Linked DNA regions of Mus musculus: region 1 is linked to region 2. The links are chromatin loops, found by intact Hi-C in ENCODE. Cell type or tissue: left cerebral cortex. All regions are shown on one strand. Each heading gives the region's core, and the rest is flanking DNA. Links, peaks and the distances in the headings are about the cores only.

The links. Peaks named below come from ENCODE experiments on the same cell type or tissue, not always from the same donor. Only the 100,000 strongest peaks of a DNase experiment are listed, where the experiment ranks them.
Region 1: it touches region 2 in a loop (4-fold over the local background); 2 of 42 quality-filtered maps call a loop at or near these places.

Annotation. Positions count from the first base shown.
Region 1 is chr5:18,361,703-18,374,642 of GRCm38, forward strand. No RefSeq gene overlaps it. Among named protein-coding and RNA genes, the nearest start is that of Gnai1, 7.8 kb to the left of the region's middle. In left cerebral cortex, for the core only: no CTCF peak of the experiment used is centred there; no DNase peak of the experiment used is centred there.
Region 2 is chr5:18,016,422-18,029,361 of GRCm38, forward strand. It overlaps Gnat3 (guanine nucleotide binding protein, alpha transducing 3), which reads left to right. Exons shown (of 8, transcript NM_001081143.1): 8 at 3,057-3,247. The coding sequence ends at 3,247. Among named protein-coding and RNA genes, the nearest start is that of Gnat3, 60 kb to the left of the region's middle. In left cerebral cortex, for the core only: a CTCF peak has its summit at 7,115 (motif pointing right); DNase peaks (open chromatin) are centred at 2,645 and 7,129.

The DNA of each region.
Region 1 (12,940 bases), core at 1,794-9,793, 340 kb after region 2:
GTTCATCAAGAATTCCAGAATTAATGAAATCTAATGTGACTGGGCCATTTGCAGCCATCAGTTGACTGTCCTTCCTCCACGGTTCAGGCCAGATAAGTGTGGGGCCAGCCAAAAGGGAAACAGGACTGAGGCATGGTGAAGCTGCACACCTTGTATAGGAATTGTCAAAGACTTATATGAATTGCCCCTTCCCTTTGAAAAGCTCGTCAAGGACATGAGGAAATAATCCTCACTTCTGAGAGGATGTTGGAAGAACTCTCCAGGGAAGCTGGTGGGCAGGGAACTGAGCACTGGAGCCCTGAACTGGTTGCCATAGCAAAGTATGGTGATCACATGACTTCAACAGCAGGCATTTATTTCTCAAGTCTGGAAATCTAAGATTAAAGGGCCAATGGATCCAGCTCTCTCTCCAGTGAGGGTTTTCTTGAGGAAAGAGGACCAGGGATGAGAGAAGAGAATTCTTTCTTCTCATACTGATATTGGCCCGCCACGTTCAGGATTCCATCTCTATGTACTTCCCAAGGGCTCTGCCTTCCAGACCAGGGTGTTAGGGCTTCAGCCGAAGGGTACTGAGGAGACATAAGCATTCAGTCCAGACTAGGGAATATTTTGTTTCATATGAATATCTAACTAAAAGATTAATAGGCAAAGTGTGAACAGAAGATGGCCAATATTTTATGATTGAAATGAAGTTTGCTGTGATGACTGAAATGAATGGAATGAACTTTTAAAATGAAAGTTTAAAAAGAACTATAAATATTGAGGTAAATAGTTGGACTTGTTACAGTGAGTGCTAAGTGTGCGTACATTCTTCTGAGTTAGGTAATAGAGATATAAAAGGAAAAATCTCTGCATTAGATGAAAACAAATGAGTTACTTACTATACTAATAAGTGAATGACATTGGTAATTCAGATATGAGATGGTAACCATCACTCACACTAGTAATATACATAATTATGATTTTGCAAAATATGACTCAGCAACATTATCAAGGAGTTGGAACAACCATTACGAAATCATCTACTATAGAGTACGTGAAAGAGTAAAATCGAAATTACAGAGGTTAAAAACCTACGTCTGAACACACGTTTCCCTTCAGAAATTCGTGATTGTTTTAACAGCTATACTAATTCCATAACACCTATCAATTTGAAATGTTCAGTTCAGTGGCTCTTAGTAGAGACAGAGTTCTACAACCACACCATTTGTGAAATGTTTTGTGCCCCACCAAGAAACCCCATATCCTTTAGCCATTCCCCCTAATCCAGTCTATTCTTCCAGCCCTAGAAAATCACTAATCTCATTTTTCTTCTTTTGCCTAATCTAGACATTTACATAAACAAAAAGAACCATATAATATCTAGCCTTTTATAACTGACTCCTTTGATTTACCATATTACTATTGGTTTTGAATGTTACTTCTTTCTATTGCTAAATGATGCTGAGTCTCATGTGCTAAGATAGACACACACATCAAGAAACAAATTGGGACATAATTAACTAAAAAGCATCAGGGTTTGAAATAGCTCTAAACTGAAATGGAAGTTTCTGGATATGTCAGGTGATGCAGACTCACGTGTTGTTTTGCTGAGGCAGGACTCATGGGAGGATATGTGATGTTTGGAGAGAGTATAAATAGAACTCAACAGACAGTGACAGTGTGCTTGCGTAGCTAGCTTTGCAACACTTAGTCTCAAGTCTTCATTGATTTTTGCTTCATTGAGAGAGGGATAGCAGAGAACTTTTCCTGGTGTCCTGGATGATCCTAGTCACTCCCACTGATCCATGCTGATTTGGAAGCCTAGCAGTTTCTGCTGGATGGTTCCACGTCTGCTGATTCATGTTTGGTATCCTGAGACTACTGAACTGGATTGCTGGTATTCTGACAAAAGGAGATTGGAATTTCCCCAAAGAACTACTTCTAAACAGATCCACATCTCCTTGTCCTATTTACCATCTTTTCTCCTCTACCTTTGGATGGTGGGCTAGAAGTGGAGGTTTGAACCATTTGAGGATCCTTATTAAATGTAGGTTTTGAAAAATCTCAGCCTACACTAAACTATGTTATAAAATATCTTGGGGGAAAATTGTGGGTATTTAATGTAGGAATGAGAAGAAACATTTGAGCTGACCATTATTTTCAAACGAATGAGGATATGTCATAAATCAGAGGCCAAGTGACTTTGGGTTGTAGAGGTAGAAATACAAAAAGAATGCTACAGCCAACAAAACTTCCTTGGAGTGAGGGAAAGAGGTGCACAGTTCCTGCTTATTCATCATAGTCTAAGATGTAAACATCTATTTGAGCACTCTAGACCTATATCAGCTTTGAAGATTCTACAGTTCTCAGTCATCAAATGGCCTGGTCCCATTTGAGTCTAAACTGAGACTGCAGTACTCCAGAAACAATTTCTCTGTTCATAATACCCTTACAAGTACAAACAAAAGTTACCCGAGATGTTGGTTTGAGGTTGGAGTAAATTAGTATGCGAGAAGAAACTCAGAAGAGATGGAGCCAAGATACCTCTGGGGACCAAGGAGTGAGTGACAGATCAGAAGGATAGTGTTTATCATTGGATATAGGGTGAACACACTTGGCTTATGAACCCCACTCCATTAACTGCATTGGTTAAAGCTCCTGTTTAGGAAATCAAAAGAATTTGGTTTGGGGACTAGCTGGGAATATTTCGAAATATAGGTGGGGTAGCCTGGCCTTTGCTTTCAATTTGCTTTACAGATCCCAAGCTGAAACCATTCTTATTAGAGGTCATGTGAGCTTTTAAGTGAAGATTTTGGGGTGGAGTGGGATGGGGTAGGGTGTGGGTTGGGTGCAGGACTGTTGAATTAATATAAAGGATGTGGTGGTTAGAACCACTGGTCACCACAACAAAACCTGGACTCACCTAGGAAAGAGACCTTTAGACATTCCTGTGTGGGTGGGTGTGTCTTGATTACATGAACTAAGCTGGAACATCTTCCCAACACCATGACGTAGAAACTGGGCCGGCATCCTCTCTGGTTGAGGCATACTACTACCTATCCATGCCAGCTTGGAGTCACTGAAAGCATCTTTGGTGTTGAGTAGCTTCATTTTAATGATGGACCTTGCTCCACGGCAATGTTTAGTCTCCCTGAAGAAAATTCATGGACAGTGGCACGATGAATGGGATTTATAAATAGAGGTTACAGAGAATATGAGACACTATCATTAAGCTGCAGGATAATCTCTGAGTGCATGTGAATGTGAAGGCATCTTGAGTGACTCAGAATTATTGGGACAATTTTCATTTCCTCAGACTGAAATCTATTTGGGAGATTTAATTTCCTGCTGAAGGTGGTCATTCCCGAGGTCCATAGGAGGCATAGGAGGAGGAGGGAGAGGTTTCAGAATAAACAAACAAACAAACAAACAAACAAATAAATAAGTAGTAAATTGAGCATGATATGTTATTTTTAAAATGTTATCTGGAACATGTATAGAGAAAGCACACTGTCAAAAGTGGAGTGGAGGAGCTGGGCTGTGGTGGCACATGCGTTTAAGCCCAGCACTTGGGAGGCAGAGGCAGGCAGATTTCTGAGTTCGGGGCCAGCCTGGTCTACAAAGTGAGTTCCAGGACAGCCAGGGCTATACAGAGAAACCCTGTCTCGAAAAAACAAAAAACAAACAAACAAACAAAAAAAACATACAAACAAACAATAGAAAGTGGAGTGGAGGAAGAGACTCTCTCAGCCAGTAACCAGGTACTCCTGGGACAGTTCCGAGTTCTGTCTTCAACTTCATACATGGCTTTACAAGTTTGAGGCTCTTCTAATTGCAGTGTCCTTGCATGTAAGCACAAATGTGATGACTTAGACCATCCATAAGGTTCTTGTAATTGTGGCTTTTTGTGAGCCTGCCATTTCAACAGGACAGATGGTTGGCAAATACACAAAAGCACGCTTTGATGCACAGAGGCCTTCCCATGCAGGCTGCATTGGTGAGCAAATACTGGGCTATCTGTGGAGCATCTCTCTGCTTTCTCTGTGCCCACTCTTATCCACTACTGCTCTGCACCCAGTGACTAGAGTCAGCCTTTTAAAATGTCAGTATTGCCTATTCACTTTCCATCTGGAGAGTCCTCTCTAAGCCTCTTAGGATGGCGATGGCTTACAAGGTATTACTTGATGTGCAATGTCCACTCCCTTCAGCCACAATAGTGTCTCCCTTTCTCCTCTTTTCTCTCCATAGTTCAGCCTCACCGACCTCTTGGTTATTGCTTGAAGTTTCCACATGCATCCCTTCTCGGAGCCTTTGCACGTACATCCTATCTAACTAGAGCATTCTTTAGCCAGAGAGTTCCTTGACTCATTCTCTTATTTCATTCAGTTCTCTGTTCAAATGTCACCTTATCAGATGGGGAGTTATCTCTGTCCACCGACGTCATTCTTCATTCCTTGACTCTGCACTATGATTTTATGATAGCTCTTATCATATAGCACAAGTTTTGATACTGCTTATCTATCATCTTCTCTCTTGAGTATGCATTCAAAAGGGCCGAGACTTTGTCTCTCTCATTTCCTGTTTTGTGTCCAATGCCTTCCACAGGAAAAACTGTAGTAAGCAGCTAAATTCAGGAATAGAATCCATTGTTTAATTCATTCAAAATTATTAATTGAAGACCTCTCATAGGCTCAGAACCGTTTCTTAGCACTGGGGTACAGTAGATAATAAGACAGTAACAGTAGAAATAATGGCAGTTGGAGGAGGATATTTTTTAAATATGTAAATTGATCGATTAAGTGAAATAAACATTGGGTAATTGCTATGAAAATAATGAAACCACATTTACAAGAATGTGGCACCAGTCCTGAAAGCAGACATTAAGACTGTGTTAGATGTGATCCTGATTGATCATAAATGCTGGGAAAGCCAAAGGAGAAAGTGTGCTGCTACAGACTGGAGAGACCTCAGGGGCGGCCACAGCTCAAGGCTAGGATTTGTTGTGGCTTAGACTGAGGCAGAAGGGTTAGGAAGATCACCCAATTGAGAACACCACCATGAATCTACTGATTTGGCAGTTGGAACTGTCAGCCTGAGTCATGAACCTCAAGGGCCATTCAAGAAGTTAGTCAAGGAGGGGATTTCGAACTTTCAGCTCAGTGTTTAGGGAATTATGATACATATGGACTAAACACCAGACAGCAAGAAGAAACAAGATTTGGGCGGAATGATTCCACTCTCAGGCAGAATGCAAAGTCAGCAGGCTGGAATTTAGGCTCTTCTGATCAGAACCTACTACATGTAGTAGAGGCAGAGAAAGAGCAGAGAAGTGAAGCTGGCCTTGGCCATGAGTACTTGGAGAGAGGAATGAGGGAAGGGCAGGGGAAGGGGAGAGCAAGAGCAAGAGAGAATCATGAGAGAACGAAAGAGGCAAGAGCAGACAAGAAGTCCCTTTTACAATGGGTCAGGACTACCTGATTGTTGCCAGGTAACTGTAGGGTAGAGTTTAGACAGAATGCTAGCAATGTCTTTGACTGTTGTCTTTAAAACTGAAGACACCGAAGGGTTGTTGATGGGACCACGTGACAGGTCTCAGGTGGGAGGTTTTTTTATTAAAGGGAAGAGAACACAGAGGTGGCCTCTAGGAGAGAGAAGACAGAAGAGATTCGGGGAAGGGGGAAAATAACTTTCCTTGCATCCTTGGCGCATCCTTGAGAGGACATGTAGCAGGGGCAAAAATGTGCGGCCTCCTGGGCAGCTAGTGATGGCGTGTCTTGATCAAGGATCCTTTAAAAGCTGGCTGTGAAGATGCCTGACTTTCGCGGAGTCACTTTCAGCTGTCCATAGATGTCCCTGATTGCCATCAGTTGTAATGATTAAATAAGATGTATAAAATTTTTCCATCACGTGCTCATGACTACAATACAGTGACTAAGATGGAAGGGACAGTTAAGGGCTTTGAGGATCAAGATTAAGATAGAGGTCTGGTTAAGATCTAACTGGGAGAAATTACTTTATAGCCAAACTCAGGGTGAATTATCTGCTTGTAGCTGGATAACAATAAGGTTACATGTGTGTTTTCTTTTTCTTTTTCTCTGTGCCCCTCTCTACCCATCTATCTATCTATATCTGACTTTCAAACCTTTATTCCTCTCTTCCAATGTTTGTTTGGCATATGGTAAACATAATTTCAAAAATGCTGTTCTAATAGAGGATCAAGCCAGGCTTTGACCAGGCTCACAGAAGCTAGCTTCTCAGAGCTACCTGCCATGGCTTTATTGCAGTCTGTTTATTTACTACATTGGATTTTAAAATAGCTCTGTTGACACCTCTCCCTCTGTTCCTGCTTCCTGCTGGCTCAGCTGTTTTTCTTTCACTGCGGGGGCTCTGGTGAAGCTGGAAGGCTAGCAAGTATGTCTCTTGTTTAGTTCAGCAGGGACTTGACAGAAGGCCTGCTGGGGGACAAAGAATGGAGCTGGTCCAAAGGTGTTCTGTGAAGAACCGGGGTGGGGGATGAGTAAGGGGGTGTTCTGTCTCAATTATTGTTGGTGGCAGCATTATTCCACATATGAATACTAGGGAATGTAGAAAGCATTTGTTTAATATGAACAGCTTATTGGGTGTAATATGCAATGTTTTAGGCTATATATAGAATAAAGGGGGAAAACATTTTATATTACAATTGTAAGAATTAAGTTCTTGCATTCTTCACAGAGACTCAACCAAGCTATCTGTGAGAGTTTCTTTCTGTTGCTGCACCTGGGTGGGTGTATGGGCTCCACACCTCCCTGTATTACAACGTTTGGCCCAAGCCCAAGCACACTGGTCCACAGATTTCTAACTTGCTTTCATCATCATTGTGAGTTGAAAATCATTGTTCAGTTGCTTGGGTTTTTTTTTAACCTAATTTTAGGATTTCCTTTGATCAAATTATTCTTTCTCAGAGGCAAGGGACAGTCATCTATCCTGGTACTGGTTAGACAGTGGAGATCCAACAAATACACACTGGAGAATAAGTTAAATATAACCTTAGTGATTCCTTTAAAAAGCACTAAAAGTCTTTAATCACAGGAATGAGTTCTTGGACCCCTGCTGCTAAGGCAGGCTACCTCACTTGGCTCTGTCACTGTCAGAATTTTTAAAGAGAGCAAGTTCAATGCAATAGAGGAGCCCCTGAGGTGGTGTCTGTCCTGCTTTCTGTCTGCTCTGAGGTTTCCTTGCCCTGAGACTTTGCTTGTCTGTAGTTTCCTCATCTGACAATGGATAACTGGATCTGCTGTAATTGCTTGATAAGCCTTTGAATGGAATATAGAAAAAAAAATGAAATGTTTACAACCCCAAGTCAGTGGCTGCCTACCTTCTCTGGCCACTCTGAGTGGAATAGGCCCTGTCCGTGCTGCTGCTTTAACTCACAGTCCTTCTGTCCTGTGGTCATCACATGTGGCAGTTACAGAACACACACACACACACACACACACACACACATACACACACACACACACACTCACACTCACACACACATACACATCACACACACACACACACACACACACACACACACAATTTCCTCCTTTAATAATATCTACAGAGAAAACAAATTTTCTAAACTAAACTAAAACTAAAAGTGACATAGCAGATGTATTCTACCCTGAAAACTGTAGTGTGGAACTATAGCTCAGCAGCTAATAGTGGGTACTGCTTACAGAAGACCCATGCTCAGTTCCCAGCACCTACATGGATTTGCTCCTGAATCTCCAGCTCTTGTCTCTTTAGTAACCTTAAGTTATGTGCATATGTGTACACGTTTTCTCACGCACTCACACGTACGCATATGCACACAAAGTAAGTTCCATAATAAATAAATAAATAAATAAATAAATAAATAAAGTGTGCAGCGGGTGCTTTTGGACAAGATCCTGTACTCTGGGGAGATCTCTATTCCAAGTCGATTCTCTGTCTCTGCCTTCCAGCTCTGCTCTGTATGTTCTTCTTGTTCTTCAGTCCACTCAGGAAGACATCCAATGCCTCTAATTTTCTGCAACAGAGAGCCCTAAACCTCTCTTGTTCTTGAAATACCGCTGCCAGAGATGCCCTCAAGATCTCCCTTTTCTTTCAAACTCTTTCTCAAAGTATCTTTATTTTCTCCTCCCAAAGGAAATATTTCTATCCTTCAGAGAAAGTCTGTTTCTGTTACCATACTACTGTTTTTCTCTTCTTTCATTCCCATGGGGGAGTGGCTTGGAAAGGTACACAGAACGCTGCATACTTTCAGGGTAAGGGGCTTTCTTAAGGGGAAACAACCGTCTTCACCCCGCTGTTCTTTCCTTTCTGTAACCTCAATCATTCCTCATCTAACATTCCAGACTCCCTTAGAATCTGTGTTTGGAACCAGATCAGCATCCTTTCATGACAGGGTCTGCAAAATGCATTCTGTGGATCTGTGGGAAGCCAGAGCATTTTCACATTTGAACAGGCAAGAGAGATCTGAATTTAGTTATTATTTTTTTTAATGCTTCAGCCAGAGAACAAATAAAGGAGATGAAAGGAGAAGCAATCAGTTCCAGTTCTTTGCTGAGAACTTGATGCGTCTCTGGTTTCAGATACCAGGAAACAGTTCCCTGTCCTTAGTACCACCTTTTGTTCCCCTTCAGCTAATTTGCGTTGGTTCCTATTGCTTGCCATCATGAGATTCCTAATATGAGAAACAGTAACAAAATGAGCACTTTGTTAGAGTTATCATTGTTAAAATTGTTCCAATTTTTCAGGAAAATCAATCTTTCTTCCTTCATCCCTCTGCCCTCCTTCCCCCCCCCCCACCTTCCTCCTAAGATATATTTATATTTTCTGCGTCATTTGGATCCCATGATAATCCTGGGAAGAAAATAATGTGGGATTTAATATCCTCATATTATAGATGAGGAAGTTGACTTTTAGAGAAATTAATTGGCATGACCTTGATTATATAATCAGTAGTGGCAGAGGCATAGAAAGAGGGCAGAGCTTCTGAGTTCACCCCAGAGAGAACTGAAAAGGACATGCCTTCTCAGTGGGCCACCTACTTGTTTGTGAAAAGGGTTCCTGTTTGAAAGTGCACATCAGTTCTCCCTATTCACATATGTTGATGGAATAATAGTAGCATTTCAATGCAGCACTTGGGAGGCCAAAATCACTTACTGCCCGAGTAAAAAACAGTCCTATTTATACAGTATACAGCATTTATACATATGCATGTATAAATATATATATACATGTATGTATACATACAAAATATTTTCATACAAAAATATATAGAGATTTATACAGTACACACCATAATAGCATCCAGCTTGATGTACCTGCAGCAGAGGCAATTAACCACCATTTTTCCCATTTTGACCAAGCCCTTCTGAAGAAACAAAGCAATGTAATAAATGAGCCAAATGTGGTGAGCTGGTCGGTATCACTGGACACTTTCTTAGGTGGTGTGCCAACTGGTGTCAACTGGACAATTTCTTAAATAATTCTGCATATTAATAAAGTCCTTACATGAGTTGTCTAGCTTAACATAGAGATCCCTTTCCCAATGCTCAAGGAGCTAAGATCGAGACTTCAAACAATGCTTCAGCCTATAAGTCCCTAAAACCAGACGCTGTGCATCCCTGGGTCTATCGGTGTTGTTAATGGGTCTAAGGGAAGCTTGTCTCTGGGGCCTTGATCACGCACTATGGATTAAAGGACATATTTACCATTGAAGAATTGGATTTCTATGAAAAAAATAACTGAAGCAAAATTCAAAATACTTTTTGTGGTAACTTTAAGTATACATTTTTTTCTCTCAAAACATAAGGAGATAAATAAGACAGAACTACAATGGCACACATGTATGAAAATTCCATATTGAAACCTATTACTTTGTATACTACCATAAAATGTAACTTGCAGAAAGTCTCTCCTTTCCTATATCTGTTATTTTCTTTACACTAAACATGAATCTTTGCAGGGTAGAAATGTAATAGTAGCCTGAGATTTTTTTTAAAAAGTCAATATTTGGACAATATGTTAGCTATTCAATACTGAGTGGTTGATCATGTGGTACAATCAAAGCACAAGACAGAGACGGTCCTATTCATTTTGCTTCCACTGATCAGAGGATATTATGATTTTTGTAGGCTCATTGCTTTGAATTCTGACTACCTGCTCAGTTCTTCCTGAACTGTCTTGTGAAGTGTTCTATTCTGTACCTTTGCAAGCCTGTGAGGGCCCCTAGTTGGATGACACTTTCTCAGGAAGTCAGTGGAAGGGAACCTGTCCATATGTCTTTGACTTCTGAAGTTACTTATGGTGTCTTCCCAGAGGCACACACTAAGGATATAAATAGGCCATAGATTACAGCCACTTATATCCATGAGCTTGTGTTCATTTTTCTTTTTGAAGGATAACATTGCATTTGTCTAAATTTATTTTAAAGTCTTCTTTAAAAGGTTATATCATCAGAGTAATATTTTCAGAAAATTGAGAATAAATTTTGACATTATAAAAAAATGGTGCTGTTGTTAGACATCATTATCTGCTTCATATAATTATTTATTCACTTTATGTGAATAAAAAAGTAGTGCATGTTCTATAAAAACTATTTTCTAAAAATGTCTCCTGGGTTCCTCAACTTCCCAACCATTTAGCAAAGAAGACATGTAGTTTTTATAACCATTCTTCAATGGTAAATGTGTCCTTTAAATTCTGATTCCCAACATTGTATAAAAAAGTAAAAAGTAAAGAACCCATTTGACATTCACTAATAAATAATGCAACGATCCACAAAGTTAGATACTAGGCGGGCTCTCCAAACGGCTATATATAACTCTTATCTATCGTCTTTAAAACAATGATTTTTGCATTACTGCTCAATCAAATAAATAGTTCATTAAAAATAATCTTTATTTTAAATGTCTCGATATAAATATAGGCATATATTGAAGAACCATACATTAGAAACAAAATATACACCATTTACACAATTTAAAATTCCACTACCACATTAGAAAAACTAAAATAAATACCTTGAATATATCTCTGTAGCATATTTCATTTAATCCATTACGTACAAAATATTAACATTTTAATATGTGAACCACAAAAATATTAAGATCTTTTATACTCTTTTCTATATTATCTGCAAAAATCCATTAAGGATCACTGTGTCTTATATTTTTAATAATTAAGGCCACATGTAGCCATGCCAAACAGTGTTGTTTGCAGGAAAATACTATTCATTGCTTTAGTCTTCATTTTACCTCAATTACAACTAAATAAAATTAAATAAAACCTAAATTTAGTTCCTCATTTGTACTAGCCCTATTTCATATATTCAATAACTATATTTAGATCTATATAATAAAACTTGTGAATTGCAGGGTATAAATTATTAAATTAGAGTCCAATCAGGTAAAATAAGTTCAGATATTCATAGATTATTTTTAGTTAAGTCATTGTTAAGTAAAGATGAAGGGATTTCTCTCCACACTGAACTCTCTGTAGCTTTCTAGTAGGGTTTCCTGTCATCTAGAACTGCTTTTTTGTTTGTTTCAGGTTTCCTGATTTTATTTTATTTTTTGAATTTTTGAGGTGACTATGATGATTGGATCTAAATTTATCTTGGATTATATTGTGATGTCATTCAGTTTCACAGGATTTGTCTTCATAATATTATATATAGAATATATAGACAGACTGGAGAGTCTATGTAAATGACCTATTCATCTGGCACATATACGTCATGAAGTTATATAGAAAGTGTGGTGTGTGCAGATACTTGTTTAGGGATAAGAAAACACAACACTGATACAGAGAGAAAAATCTCTGACCATGAATAAAGTCCACTTCAGTAGAAAGTCAAACTGAGATGAGGTCAATATGAAAGTAAATACAATACATTGGAGTCATGAGAAGACAAAGGTTAGTAGGCAGATGCCATTATGAATATTATGGAGGAAGAGGAGAAGATTCTGCAAAATGGGGGAATTTGAGCTGTAATGCAAAGATGAGTGTGAGGCAAGTCAAGGTGGGTGTGGAGGAAGCTCTAGTAGTACAGGTACTAGAGACCAGACTAAAGGCTCGAGGTGGGGGGGGGGGGGGGAGTCCAGAGCTGCAAGCATCTGGTGAGGAGGGCTCACCAGTGCTTAGAGGTGAATGGAAGCTAGGTTATGAGTACAGAAAGGTGCTTTGCAAACAATTCACAAAGAAGAAGTAGAACAACATGGGAGGTAGTATCTTGTGGTTCTTTAGGAAAGATGGGGAGATGATTCAGAGTAGGGCATGGTGGAGGAACTGAGATCAAGTGGACATCAGGGATAGTAAGGTGGAACAGAGAAGAACCAAGTATGCCTTCTCCATAGTTCGTTTTCTCTTTCAACTGAATATTGGCAGGCTTATTTGAAAAAAATAAACAAATGATGACGATGTGGCTAGTTAGTTATAAGTGAAATGAGTTGTTGGATCACCTACAGTAGGAGGACTCAACTCAGAGAATGAGTTTGAGGTGATAATGCAATTGGAGGAAAACAACAACAACAACACACACACACACACACAAAACAAAAAACAAACAAACAAACCAAGATTTAGGTCAAGGAGCCTAGAAGAGAAGGTTCCCAGAGCAGTGTTGCTAACACAAGGAATACTGTGATACTGTGGAAAGGCAAAGCAGGTTAAACATGAAGGCATTCCTGTTGGAACTGGTGACTCTGATCTTGGTCAGTGAAAAAAAGAACAGAATCAAATATGTGTGATTAGGTTGAATAATTGGAGAAATGAAGTTAGGACAAGAAAAGCCAAAAACAAAAAGAAAAACAAAAAGGAAAAAAAGAAAAAAAAAAAGAAAAAGAAAAAACCTCTGGGAAGCGGAAGCAAAGAACATGACAGCATGTGGTATGTGGTAGAGACAGGAATTAGAGAATCACTTTTAAAAATAGAAATTGTAGAG
Region 2 (12,940 bases), core at 2,271-10,270:
AGGTCCTCACACTTGTGTGGTGGGCTCTTTAGCAACTGAGACATCTCCCCCGCCCTCCTGTTGGATCTGAACATGACTATGATTCCCATTGAAAACACTCTCTCAAAGAGGACCGTTTGCCATACTGTGGAAATTAAAGCAAACACCAATGGAACAAACTGGAAAATGTGCAATTGGTGAGAGTAGCTGCTCTGCAGACACATCAAATGATGCCGTAGGCTGTATTAAATTCTGTATAATAATGTCACTGTAGTCACATTATCTAGAGCTCACAGTACCACACTGGAGCTCAGTAGCTCTTCAGAGTCTACAGTGTTGTAGTCTATTGAACAACTGGAATGGATGTGGCAACAGTGTCCCTTCTCTTTCAATTCCTAATGTCCCACCATTTCATTGCTAATCCTATCAGTCAGTTGCTACTGAGACCATGTAACATGAAACAGTTGGTTTACTTTTAGGGACTACGTTGAGAAACTTAGCTGCACTGATATTAATGAAATTATCTAAGACTGAAATGGTTGAGATTTAAACATAAATGTATGTCTAATTTGACTCTCTGGGTATTAGATGTCCTAAGATCATGGTAGTCTGTCAAAGTAGGTATTTATGCTGACTAATCTTTACTTAGAATGTGTCATTCTATAGTTGCAAACATCATCTATAATGCCTGTACATCTACCATGTGATAAGTACAATCATGAATCTATATTTAATAATGTACTTTAAATATAGACACAGTTAAGGGACATATTTATAATTAATACAGTCTCTTAGAGCAGGTTTTATTCAGATATATGAATACTTTGAGAGTGCAGAGATTTTATGTATTTACTCTGTCCCCCCTCCCATAGGATCCAATTAGTCACATCTTGTATTGATGCAGTGTGCTTGTTGTAATTGATGGAATGATGTTGACACAAAATTAACTGAAGTCCACAGTTTAATTAGGCCTTGTTCTCTGTGTGTTTTGCTAAATGCATGAAATGTTGGCACCTGTTATTAGTCTTCTGTTAAGATAACAAATACCCAAGGTAAATCAGACGGTAACAAGAATGGCATTTTTCTTAATCTCATAATTTGTGAAGTTCCAATCTATAGTCAGTTAGCCCTGTTCCTTCTCAGTCTGTGGCAAGGGATTGTGGCAAAGGGAGCCTGTTAGCTCTCTATCAAATAGAAGCAAGAGAGAAAGAGAGAGAGTTGAGAATCCTACAGTCCCCTTTGAAGGCACACAAAAGACCTCCCCCGAGATCCCACCCCTTAAGAGTTTCTATGATACCCCCTGGTGCCAAGGACCACATCTACAATAAAATATGAAATAGTTCTATTGTTCTCAAATAACCAAGGTTTCACCTATATATGTAGCTGTGCAGTGGCTATGGGTGAACTGGGTTACTTGAAAGGGGGGCTGGAAGTAAGAAAGAGGTGAGTTTGAGAGAAGAATGAAGCCAAGACAAAGGTTCTGATCCAGGCTCAAAGTTTCATATTCAGCACTGCATATTCAGTTTATATAGGGAGAGCCCACTGACCATCCTTTGTTTCAGCTGGATTATGGCGTAAAGCAAGCTCAGCAGGCAGTCTGCTCCTCTAAATTCCTGTAAAAAAATTGCAGGTGCAGATAACTTAGGTTGTAAAACCCATTGTGGCAGGCAAGCATTCAAGGTCTGCTTAGCCTGCTCAAGGCTGGGGGGAAGGACACAGTCCCCAAACTCCAGAAACTATAAATGTTTCTAATATTACTGTTTCACATTTTCCAGAATTTCAAACTGCTGGAATTGTGCAGTGTAGAGCCTTCCCCAGTGACTGGAACAGTTTGCATTCCCACTAGCCTAAGTATAGTTCCTATGATTATGAATTCTTGTTAATATTTACTATCCCAAGCTTTTCATCTTTGTCTTATTTTATTGTCTTTTAATTCATTTGTTTATTTACTAGCACTGGGTATTGACCCCATGGTCTTTTACTAGGCACGTTAAACTCAGCTCTGTCACTGAGCCACCTCTAATCATTGTTGTATTATACGATGCAAATGCTTTTTTTCTCCTATTATTTTTCTTCTAGGAGCAATAAAGTATGAAAGTGAAAATTTTATCTCTAACTCATTAGGAAATCTTCAGGGTCCTTTCTATGGTGTCCTCAGTATATATATATTTTTTGGTGTGAAGCCAATCAGTTAGCTAGTTAGCAGCTCCATGTCTGTCAGCTTTCCTATTTTATGTCTACCCTTCCCCATTTGATCTGCGTGTCATTCCACTAGAGTTTTCTCACACATGGAGTTAAGGGCCACTCTCTATAGCTGTCCACATTTCAGCTCAGCTCCTCAGTCTACCCAGCAGTCAAGCCAAAGAGCTGCCTTACCATTTATCCCATTTCATTTGTATACTGCCTCTACTAAAACTCATGCATTTGCCTGACCAGATCTTCCCAATTCCAGTCTATTTCCCCACTCCAGTCAGAAGGACCAGGCGAGGAGTGTCACCGACCATGATCAGTTGCACTTTCTTGCTTTCCTTCATACATTTTCTCTTCTCTCTTAGTAAGTCCTTGCTCAACACTCTTTCTGCATCCTAGCCATCTGTCATAGTCTTATTTATTTTAGCTTGTATTGAAGCATATCCATAAGTACATGAGCATAACATGAGGTATGTGTTTGAGTGTGTGTTATTTGCCTTGTTATGCCAGTTTTAAATTTTTTTAAAACTAAAATTATATCATTTCTCTCTGCACCCCCTCATTCTTACCCCATCCATATCTGACCATCATCTTCCTGCCTCCCAAATTCACAGCTTCCTCTTATTTAATGTGGTTACATATGCATCTAAATGAAATAACATATAACTCAGAAATTCCAGAAAAGCTGGCATAGTATATGATACCATGTGGGTGCTACACAAATTTCTAAAATCCGACCTTGGACACATTGACTTTGAAATTGAGAGATGATGTGCATAAAGATTCCATATATAAATAGTAATATACAACTTGTTGGTGCTATTTATAGCCACATGATTTTTAAGATGAGATTAATGTTTACTTCTTTCACTTCTTTCTTCACTTAGGACCAAACACATTTGAAGATGCAGGGAACTACATCAAGAACCAGTTTCTAGACCTGAACTTAAAAAAAGAAGATAAGGAAATCTATTCTCACATGACCTGTGCTACTGACACACAAAATGTCAAATTTGTGTTTGATGCAGTGACAGATATAATAATAAAAGAGAACCTCAAAGACTGTGGGCTCTTCTGAGCAACATCACCTGTGATAGCTATAGTCCTTTTAATACAAAAAGGTGCTGTGTATTAGCTTGTATAAATATTAACTGATTTAGAAATGTAACTAGTATTATAAAACAAAAAAAATCACACAAAAATGTTACTGTGGTGTCACATATATCAGGATTCGGTTTTCTTGGGGAACGGAGGGTAGAGTTGCTATGTTCTACTGCTAGAATCTCATGTATCTTGGTAATGATCTCAATATACATTCATGCTATTAACGTTTCTTGGAAATGACCTATAGGGGACCAATTTTTAATCATAGAGTAAGCAATAGAATGTGCTATAATATTTTCCAGGTAGATTTTGATAAGCATACAAAGCCATGTCTATACTACAGAAACTGTACAAAATGATACAAGATATATTTTTAGTCATCAGCTCTTCAATTAGGGTGCCCCACAGTATACACAGTACATGCTTTTGCTGATGGGAAATTGCATGTATTATATATATATATATATATATATATATATATATATATATTTTTTTTTTTTTTCTGATTGGAATTGGATATTATTATAAGTGATATCCTGGGCTTTAGAATTACAATGCTAGTGCTTAAGACTAAAAGGTTTCCTTAATAGAGTTGTTTTTGCTTTGTGGATTTCTGTAATAGTAGCAAGGACATGAGGAAATTTTATATGTTAGCTCTTGAGCTTCTCTATTGAAACTGATCTTAAATTCTGACTCTTTAAATTGATGCCTTTCAAACTGAAAGCTTGTACAAAATGTCTTACTTACCTGAAGATAAAGATGATCATTTCTTTTCCTTTTTAAAACGTGTCTGTCCTTTTAACTTGAAGCATTTCCGATAACACTCATTGCTTCTGCATTTGAGAAAACATATATGGTATATATCTATTTTATACAGACTTTTATACTAGTGCATGAAATTGATAATGATTCATAAAAGATTAAACTAGATTTTTTAACAATGAAAGAGTAATGCAAAGAAGAAGAAATTAAGCATTTACCAGTTTGCAGCTCAGGTTGACCTTGATTGTATGTCAGTAGATCTATTTCACTGCCACAAAACAGAAAACTACACTAAATAAGAGATCCTTACTACATTATCTGTATCTTATTCCTCCCCTGATCAAAAACCACAAAAAAGAAAGAGGTTAAAATATCTCTTAAAAATGTGGTTTTTAATTTTAAATTTTTTAGTAGAAGTTGTAAATTACTGAAGTGTATAAGACATCAATGACAAAAGCATCCTGAAGAATTATTCAGCTCTGACATTGGATAAAGTTTTCTGGCTGAAAAATCAACAAGTATATAACAGACAGCATTTTGATGGAGATAGACAATGCTATAAGATTTCAAGTTCAGAAAGCAAATATGTTAATTATGTCTGATGCTTTATTACTACTCTCATGTAATCTATCTTTCTCTGGTAGTTCATGGAGAATATTTGAGAAAAGAGAGAAAACTGTATTATTTGGAATATTAATACTATTGCTGGTTTGTGTTTACTTTGACTCAACTTTAGTTTTCACTTTCTAATGGAGTAGTCAACATTATCCAATTTGTCTTTCCAAAACACATAATTATTTTGAGCTCATGTATCCTGGGCTTGTCATGGCTTCACCATTTATCCCTCTCTTGCTAGAACTTCTGTTACCCTGACTCAGCCTCTATTCATGGTGTTATTACAACAATAACATGCATAACCATGCCCAGATAGTTTGGGCTCTAGAAAAGAAAGAAAGAAAGAAAGAAAGAAAGAGAGAGAGAGAGAGAGAGAGAGAGAGAGAGAGAGAGAGAGAAAGAAGGAAAGAGAGAAAGAAAGAAAGAAAGAAAGAAAGAGAGAGAGAGAGAGAGAGAAAGAAGGAAAGAGAGAAAGAAAGAAAGAAAGAAAGAAAGAAAGAAAGAAAGAAAGAAAGAGAGAGAGAGAGAGAGAAAGAGAGAAGAATGGAAGGAAGGAAGGAAGGAAGGAAGGAAGGAAGGAAGGAAGGAAGGAAGGAAGGGAGGAAGGAAGGAGGGAAGGAAGGAAGGAAGGAAGGAAGGAAGGAAGGAAGGAAGGAAGGAGGGAGGGAGGGAGGGAGGGAGGGAGGGAGGGAGGGAGGGAGGGAGGGAGGGAGGAAGGGAAGGAAGGAAGCAAGGAAGGAAGGAAGGAAGGAAGGAAGGAAGGAAGGAAGGAAGGAAGGAAGGAAGGAAGGAAGGAGCAAATTGATACTGATTCTTTCCTGCAATTCTATGATTAAACATAAGAAAGATCTTACACAATATAAAAATAGGTATTAAAGTATCAATTTTTACTAAGGAGCAGAACTTTTAGTAGGGAGAAAACAAAGTCTAGTGTTGTTTATTGTTTTAATTTTAAAATAAAATCTATATTTATAGATGTACACTATTTGTGGTTAAAGAAAGAAATTATCTGAAACCTGGAAGACTGACTAATGCCTGAGAAATTCCCACCAAGAAAGGTTATGTTAAATTGGCTAAAGTGAACACACCTGCTTCAAAAGGGCACCCCATCTTGTAATTGGACAATCAGTTACTTTAAAGCATCTCAAAGAAGTGTCCTGTGCTTTACCGTCTCATATTCAAACACATAAAGGACAGTCAAACACACCGAAATGAATGCCACACAGATACACATATACATGATCCATCATAGCGATGATGGATCCATCCTCTGTTATCTGAGGCTTCTCTTCTTGCATGAGCACATTTCTCACCTTTTTCTTGCACTAGATATTTGTCCGCAAGGTTTGGCCAACGCAGACACACTGTACTACCAGAGAAATCTGCTATGCCCTTAACTCATGGATCCCTGTCAGCCACCACAGAGCTTTTCCAGAAGCATGGACTGCTCAGTGGATTAGACTTTGCTTGCTGGTCCCAAGACTAGAGTGATAAGGAAAAGACTTAATGTACCTCATCTCACAATATTGTGAGAGTTGTTGACTGTGAGAGAGTACTTTCTGGAAAGGGAGTTTCAAACTCTGTCAAATGGAAAACTTTTATTCTAAATGTCAGCAATCCAACTGGTGAACAAAATATATAGATTAGTGGCAGTCTGCACATGTCTCATAAAGGGTCAGCCAAGTGTTTCAGACCTTGAACCTAGTACCCTCCCTAGTGCACATGTTCCTACCTTGTCCATCTCCCACTTAGCCACAAAATGTCCTTTGAAACACTAGCTGAGAATTATTTAAACTTGACTTCACCCAGCAATATAAACACAAGAAACTTTTTATTTGTGTGGCTTTATCACTTCTGAATCATAAGGAGACACAGGCTAAAGTGTTATGATTGCTGAACAGAAACCATTTGTAAGATTCATGGGAGAACTTATGTGTTCTATCTCATAGACTAATTCTATTTTGAGTGGAATTCATTAAAAAGCACCTTGGGTCCCCAGTGGAGGAGCTAGAGAAAGAACCCAAGGAGCTGAAGGGGTTTGCAGCTCCGTAGGAGGAACAACAATATGAATGAACCAGTACTCCCAGAACTCTCAGGGATTAAACCACCAACCAAAGATTACATATGAAGGGACCCATGGCTCCAGTCACATATATAGCAGAGGATGGCCTTATTGATCATCAATGGGAGGAGAGGCTCTTGGTCCTGTAAGGCTTGATGCCCCAATGTAGGGGAATGCCAGGACCAGGAAGAGGGAGTGGGTGGGTTGGTGAGCAGGGGTAATAATGAGGGGATAGGATTTTTGGTTTTTGGTTTTTTTTTTTTTTAGGGAAAACTAGGAAAGGGGATAACATTTGAAATGTAAATAAAGAAAATATATAATAAAAAATAAAATAAAAAAATATAAAGCCCTTTGCACTGATGCCTTTCTGAAGACATTCTTACAAGTGATTCTGTTGCCACATGGGGGCACACTTACATTATGTGTTTTCAAACCAAGTGTTGCAGCTCTACTTTGGACTAGCAATAATGTTGATGAAACAGATATCACAAGTACACAAAAAAATCATACTTCATCCTGTCCTTCTAGCTCAATAGTGTGTGCTTGTCTCCTGATAATCACCATAATTTGCAGAAGTCCATAAGTAACAAACTATTGAAGCACCTCTGTCTCTGTAGAATGTGCAGACCATTCTTTGCATGGTCTTGTTATATTCGGTGGCTTTTAATTGTTTAAATCTGAATGGTGATTACGTTTTAAATCTCCCATTATCCTGTGTTATGTTTCAAATGCTGTTTAGTTCATAGTGTCGAGTATAAAAAAAAAATCATCTGAGGGTTCACAACTACAGTGTTTCGCATTGTAATCAACTGTCTGCTTATTAATGAATGCTCTTTCATAAACCATAAGTCACAGTAAAATTTCATTCTGCTAAAAATGAGAGTAATTCTCCTACTCTGTTTATTACAGTGCTTTTTCAGTCACCGATCTACCACATTAGAGGAAACATTCCCTGCGACACTTTTTCTTCCTGACACTGCTGGGATGACACATTTTTCATTAGTAATGGCATAAGTTTTCCTTCCAGCCACATTTGTCACACCAGATAATAATAAAAGAGTCACATAAAAGAACAAGAGACCCTGATTTACATCAAGGGGACATTAATGGCCCTCTAATTACTATGAGCCCTTTCAGATAAAGAATAATGTATGAGACTCACAGCAAAAACATTGTTTTATTTGAAAGACTTATTTTCTAAAGTCAATTCAAATTGTCACAAAACTAAGCAACATATGTAATTGAAAATTGTCAAATTTTGCTTCAATGTATATTGCTTAGTTTTCTCTTCTGACAAAGAAAGAGTGTCAAACATTGAAAGTTTTCTATTATGACCAATGGAGAATATTTAAATTTTAACACATTAAGAATCTTAAACTGGAAAAAAGATCTGGACGGCTGTTCCTAGCCTCAGCATAGATTTGCTATGCAGAGCATCCTGTCCAGAAGAAAAAGTAATGCCTGCTATAAATCTATTTACAAAATTAATAATTGGCATATCAGGCTGGTGAGATGGCTCTCAAATAAAAGGCACTTTCCCCCAAACCTGATAACCTGAGCTTGAAGAAAGAGCTAGTTCTCGGGGGCTGTCTCACATTTGCACAGTCCTTACATATCTTCCACATACAAACAAAGTAAATAAATGTAAAAAAATCAGAATATTTATCCCACTTAAATATATGAATGGGAGCGTGTATATTTTTATACATAGAATATAAGATAATTCACAAGCAAAGAAAAACTCTGTTCCTTGCAGAGTTAAGCAATGAGAGCAATCCTTTAGAGACCCAACCCAGCCATTCTTCAAACTATCAGTAACTGTGAAGCAAATAACGGGCTTGCCTGTAGATGGATACTTTCTCTGACATATTAGAAAACTAAAACCATACACCAGAACATAGTTCTACTGTGAAACATGGCGAAATGAAATGCGTACAGCACAAGACTGGCCTGGATGGCGCATGCTCAGGTTAATTACCCTTCCTTTTCTCTTCCTCTTGCTGGGGACTGAGCAAGGCTTAGTGTACGCATTGCAAGCACCCTATACGGGGTTGCAACCCAGTCTCAATGACACTTTAATATTAACACATTTAAGTGGACAATAAGCCAACAATGATTCATAGTCTACTTAATAATACATTAGTTTTTAAAAAAAAAACTCTTATATTTTAAAATGTTGCCATGTAATAATTTTACTCTAATATACAAGAATGTTTCATGCTTATGAAAGTTTAAATGAAAATCAAAGCTCTTGAAACATTTTAGTGAATTTTTCAATATTAAAATTCTGAATGAATATCCAGGCTGCCCTAAAAAGAGAATAGAGAAGTCAGGTACTATTTTATGCATTTATTTTCATGCTTTGATATCTGAAAATTATTATCATTTACGTTAATCATAAATTATAGGTATATATATGTTTTTCTTGTGTGTATGTATGTTAATATGTAACAAAAACTCATCTCAAAAATTTTGCTTTCTCCTGTTAACTTTCTTGAAACATAACCTCACCAGGCCTAACAAAATGGTTTTACTTTCTCCCTATGAATAGCAAGTTCTGTTACTGACCAAGGGCAGGACATTATCTCATACTTCATAAAAAAAACAAAAACAAAAACAAACAAACAAACAAAAAAACCCTAAGCCACCCAAAACCCATATAGGTAAAGAAGTCTTGTATATTCTTTAAATGAGTGAAATCTACAATTTTATTAGTCCTTTTTAAAAAGATTTATTTATTTATTATATCTAAGTACACTGCAGCTGTCTTCTGAAACTCCAGAAGAAGGCATCAGATCTCATTACGGATGGTTGTGAGCCATCATGTGGTTACTGAGATTTGAACTCAGGACCTTCGGAAGAGTAGTCAGTGCTCTTAACCGCTGAGCCATCTCTCCAGCCCTTATTAGTTCTTCATAAACTCACAAATTCCAGTTAAATTAATTAGGAGTTGCACTTTGTTGTGCACTATTTCCAGGATTTCACGAATAAATTCTGCATTAGGATTATTCTAAGACAGATTCAATGACTTCCACCACTCAGGCTTTCCGTTTGCGCTGAATTACAACCAGTTTGCAATCTATTAAACTCACAGAGAATAAAAATAATGGAAGTACACAGCTTGACTTTCTGATAATCATGTAACTGTCTACAGGATGTAGCAGGGAGATTAACCTATTAAAAGCAGCATTTTTACTTCAACGATTTCTTTTCTTTTCTTTCTTTTCTTCTTTGCTTTGTTTTGCTTTGCTTTGCTTTTTAGCCTAGAGTTTTATTTCAGAAGAGGTCTGTCCTCAAACTCCAACTACACAGAGGCTCAGCAAGTGTCTGTATTTCCTTTGTGATCAATGACTACAACATGCCCTCTGAGCCCCCTACATTTTAAAAGTATTCCAAGCAGAGGAGGCTGGAATATTTAATATCCATTGCTGTTGGTGACATTAATCTCCCATTGTACAACAAGTGGGGACGTTAGAGCTGTATTGGAAACATGCTATAGTTTAAACTAAATCATCAAGTAACTCATGTAAGTCCCCATTACTAGTCCAACAAGACTGCCAATAAACAAGGGAGATGCAGCTGAGCAAGAACTGTGCCATTCCGGAGTGCTTGTTTTCATGTACAGTTGTATGACTACAATATGAGATGCCATACCAACTAGGACTCAATGAGCATTATTTATTTCTGGCTACATGTGAGATTTGTTATTTAAAGGGAGTATTTTCAGACTAGAAAAGTGATTTCTTCCTTTCAAATACTGCTGTTTGAAGCCATAACAGACAACTGAATAGACTAATTGCCTTGACCTTGACTTATCAGCTGACTACAGAGGTTTGGCAGTGAGGTCTTAAATTCTGTTATAGCACACCCCACACCTTTGACACAAGGACAACAGTAATAGTGCAGTTGGAATACTGAGAAGAATGTCTACATATATTAGATGAGCAGTTACCAAGAGAAGCTGCATAACACTTAGCATGTCCTTGTGCTGCTTGCTGTATAATAGAAGTTTAGACTGTTCTACCATCGTGGCAGGGGACCTAGGCAAAGGGCAGAGTCGAACAAAGTGCAGGGAAATCACCCCTGGGCTGGAAACCTAACCAACTCTCTGAGGCCGGAATATTCATGGATTTTGAATAGAAGAACATATACCTGCCACTTTACCAGCATGACCCCTATCTACCCAGGCAGCAATTGTCCTTCTACCCACAGGTGAGCATAGTCCTCACTATGAAACAAGGAACTTTTGTTTGCAACAGAGACCATTGTAAAAGCCACAGCCAATTAAAATCACAGTTGTGACACCTAGTCCTAACTGTTATATTTCTTTCTTTTTTTTCTGTTTTGCACAAACAATGGTAACGCAATCGCTGGGTGCAACAACTAAAATCCTAACTTGTAAGCCTTGTTACATCTAATTTCTCGGGAGACAAATTCTAGCAGATTCACCATAAGCTGGGAGACACTAGTAGCTACATCTTGTCCTCACGCTATCCCCCACCAAAAGGCTCTAACTTTCCCCTCCTCCTTCTCTTCCTTTGTCCAACATGGATGTCCTGACTATTTGCCCAGGGATTGTGGGTGGATCCTTATTCATTAGGGGACTGGTTCACAAGAAGTCACCTTGGTATGTTACTTACTCCTTCTCCGCAGCTCCTCCCAGGAGAGTGGAATTAGCATCAAAATACAAACAGCACCAGGTCCATCCACAATACATCCCCTCTTCTGTTCCAATAAAAAACAAAACCTTTCTCTCAAATATAAACAGGGCACAACTATTACCTTTTTATAATTTATAAAGTATAAGATAGACCTAACACCCAGTCCATCATTTATGTCATCAAGACAGAACATTGTCATCCATCCTAAGTTAAGAGATTTATGATTCTACCTTGACTTATGTCTTGGTTTTCAGAGTGTATGCTATCTGAAAACCATCCTCTCAAATCCATTCTCTCAAAGTAATTAGCCTGGGTTGGTTATAAGACTATAAGTAGTTTTTCAACCCCATCAGAAATTTGAAAATGACCACCATTAACTGAAAATACAAAGGAAGCCTAACACAGCTTCCAGAATTGAAACAAATTGTAGAGACAGCTGCCTACCTGTACAGCCCCAGTAAGTCAGTAAGTTAGAGTATCCATCTCTCTTCAGCCTTCTGGCCCAGGATCATCTGACAGACTTAGAGAAACAGAAAATGAAGGACTAGCTTATTCTGCCTCAGCACAACTAAGCTGTCCTAACCTGTAAATTGTGTCTGTAGATGAAATGAGGCAAATCTTGCCTAGTGGCTATCTCGTCACAACTGGAGAAACTCCATTGATGCTCAATTTCTTCTCTGAATCCAAGAAAGGGAATGCTGTCAGGAGTAGACTTGTCTCAACCACAAGTGAATAAATAACATTAAATGTCACATTCTGTGGATTTCTGACATTTTTGAAAACCAACTATCTATATAAAGTAATCTGGACTGTTTTCTGTTAACTACTCTCAGCTATTTCTAATTAAAATATCTGAAAATACCCTAACAATAAACTCGGAGCCATGCATTTGCTATTTGGCCCTTAATTCACAGACGTAAGCATCTCAGATCAGTTTATAATAACAGCAAAAGAAGGACTGGGTCTAAGCCCTATACTTTAAAATTTTTAGTATCAATAGAGGAAATTTATACCAATGAAAACTTGGTTTTGCATCAAAATAAATTCTGTTACAAAATAAGAAATTATGACTCCAGTTTACTAACAATTAAAAAGGTTTCTACCAAATGAGATTATGGCTATGCAATCAATTCTAGCTATTCCTCCCTGTTCCAATAAAGACCATTTCTACATTCCCTAGAAAGACAACCTATAATAACCCCCTTCAGCCCCAAAGCCCAGGGAACTGGGTCAACAATTCTTCATAACTTCTTCAAGCTGAATATGGGCATTGAGATATTTTGAAGGGAGGAGAGAATAGAGAAAATAGGAGATCTGGTTGTCCTAAGAAGGCCACACCAACGATTGATTTAGTCTCTGATGTCTGTATCTTGACTGGATCCGGCTGAAAGTCCAGGACATCAGGAGTTCAAGCAAGTCAGTTCAGCATGTTTTACAATGAGTCTCACCAAGGCTGTATATTGTGTAATATGCAAATCTGAAAACAAAATTTTAGTATCATCAAGATATATTTTCGTTTGATCCTCTTGAGTCTAGTCTTCTGGGGGTCTCCCTTCATCATATCTGA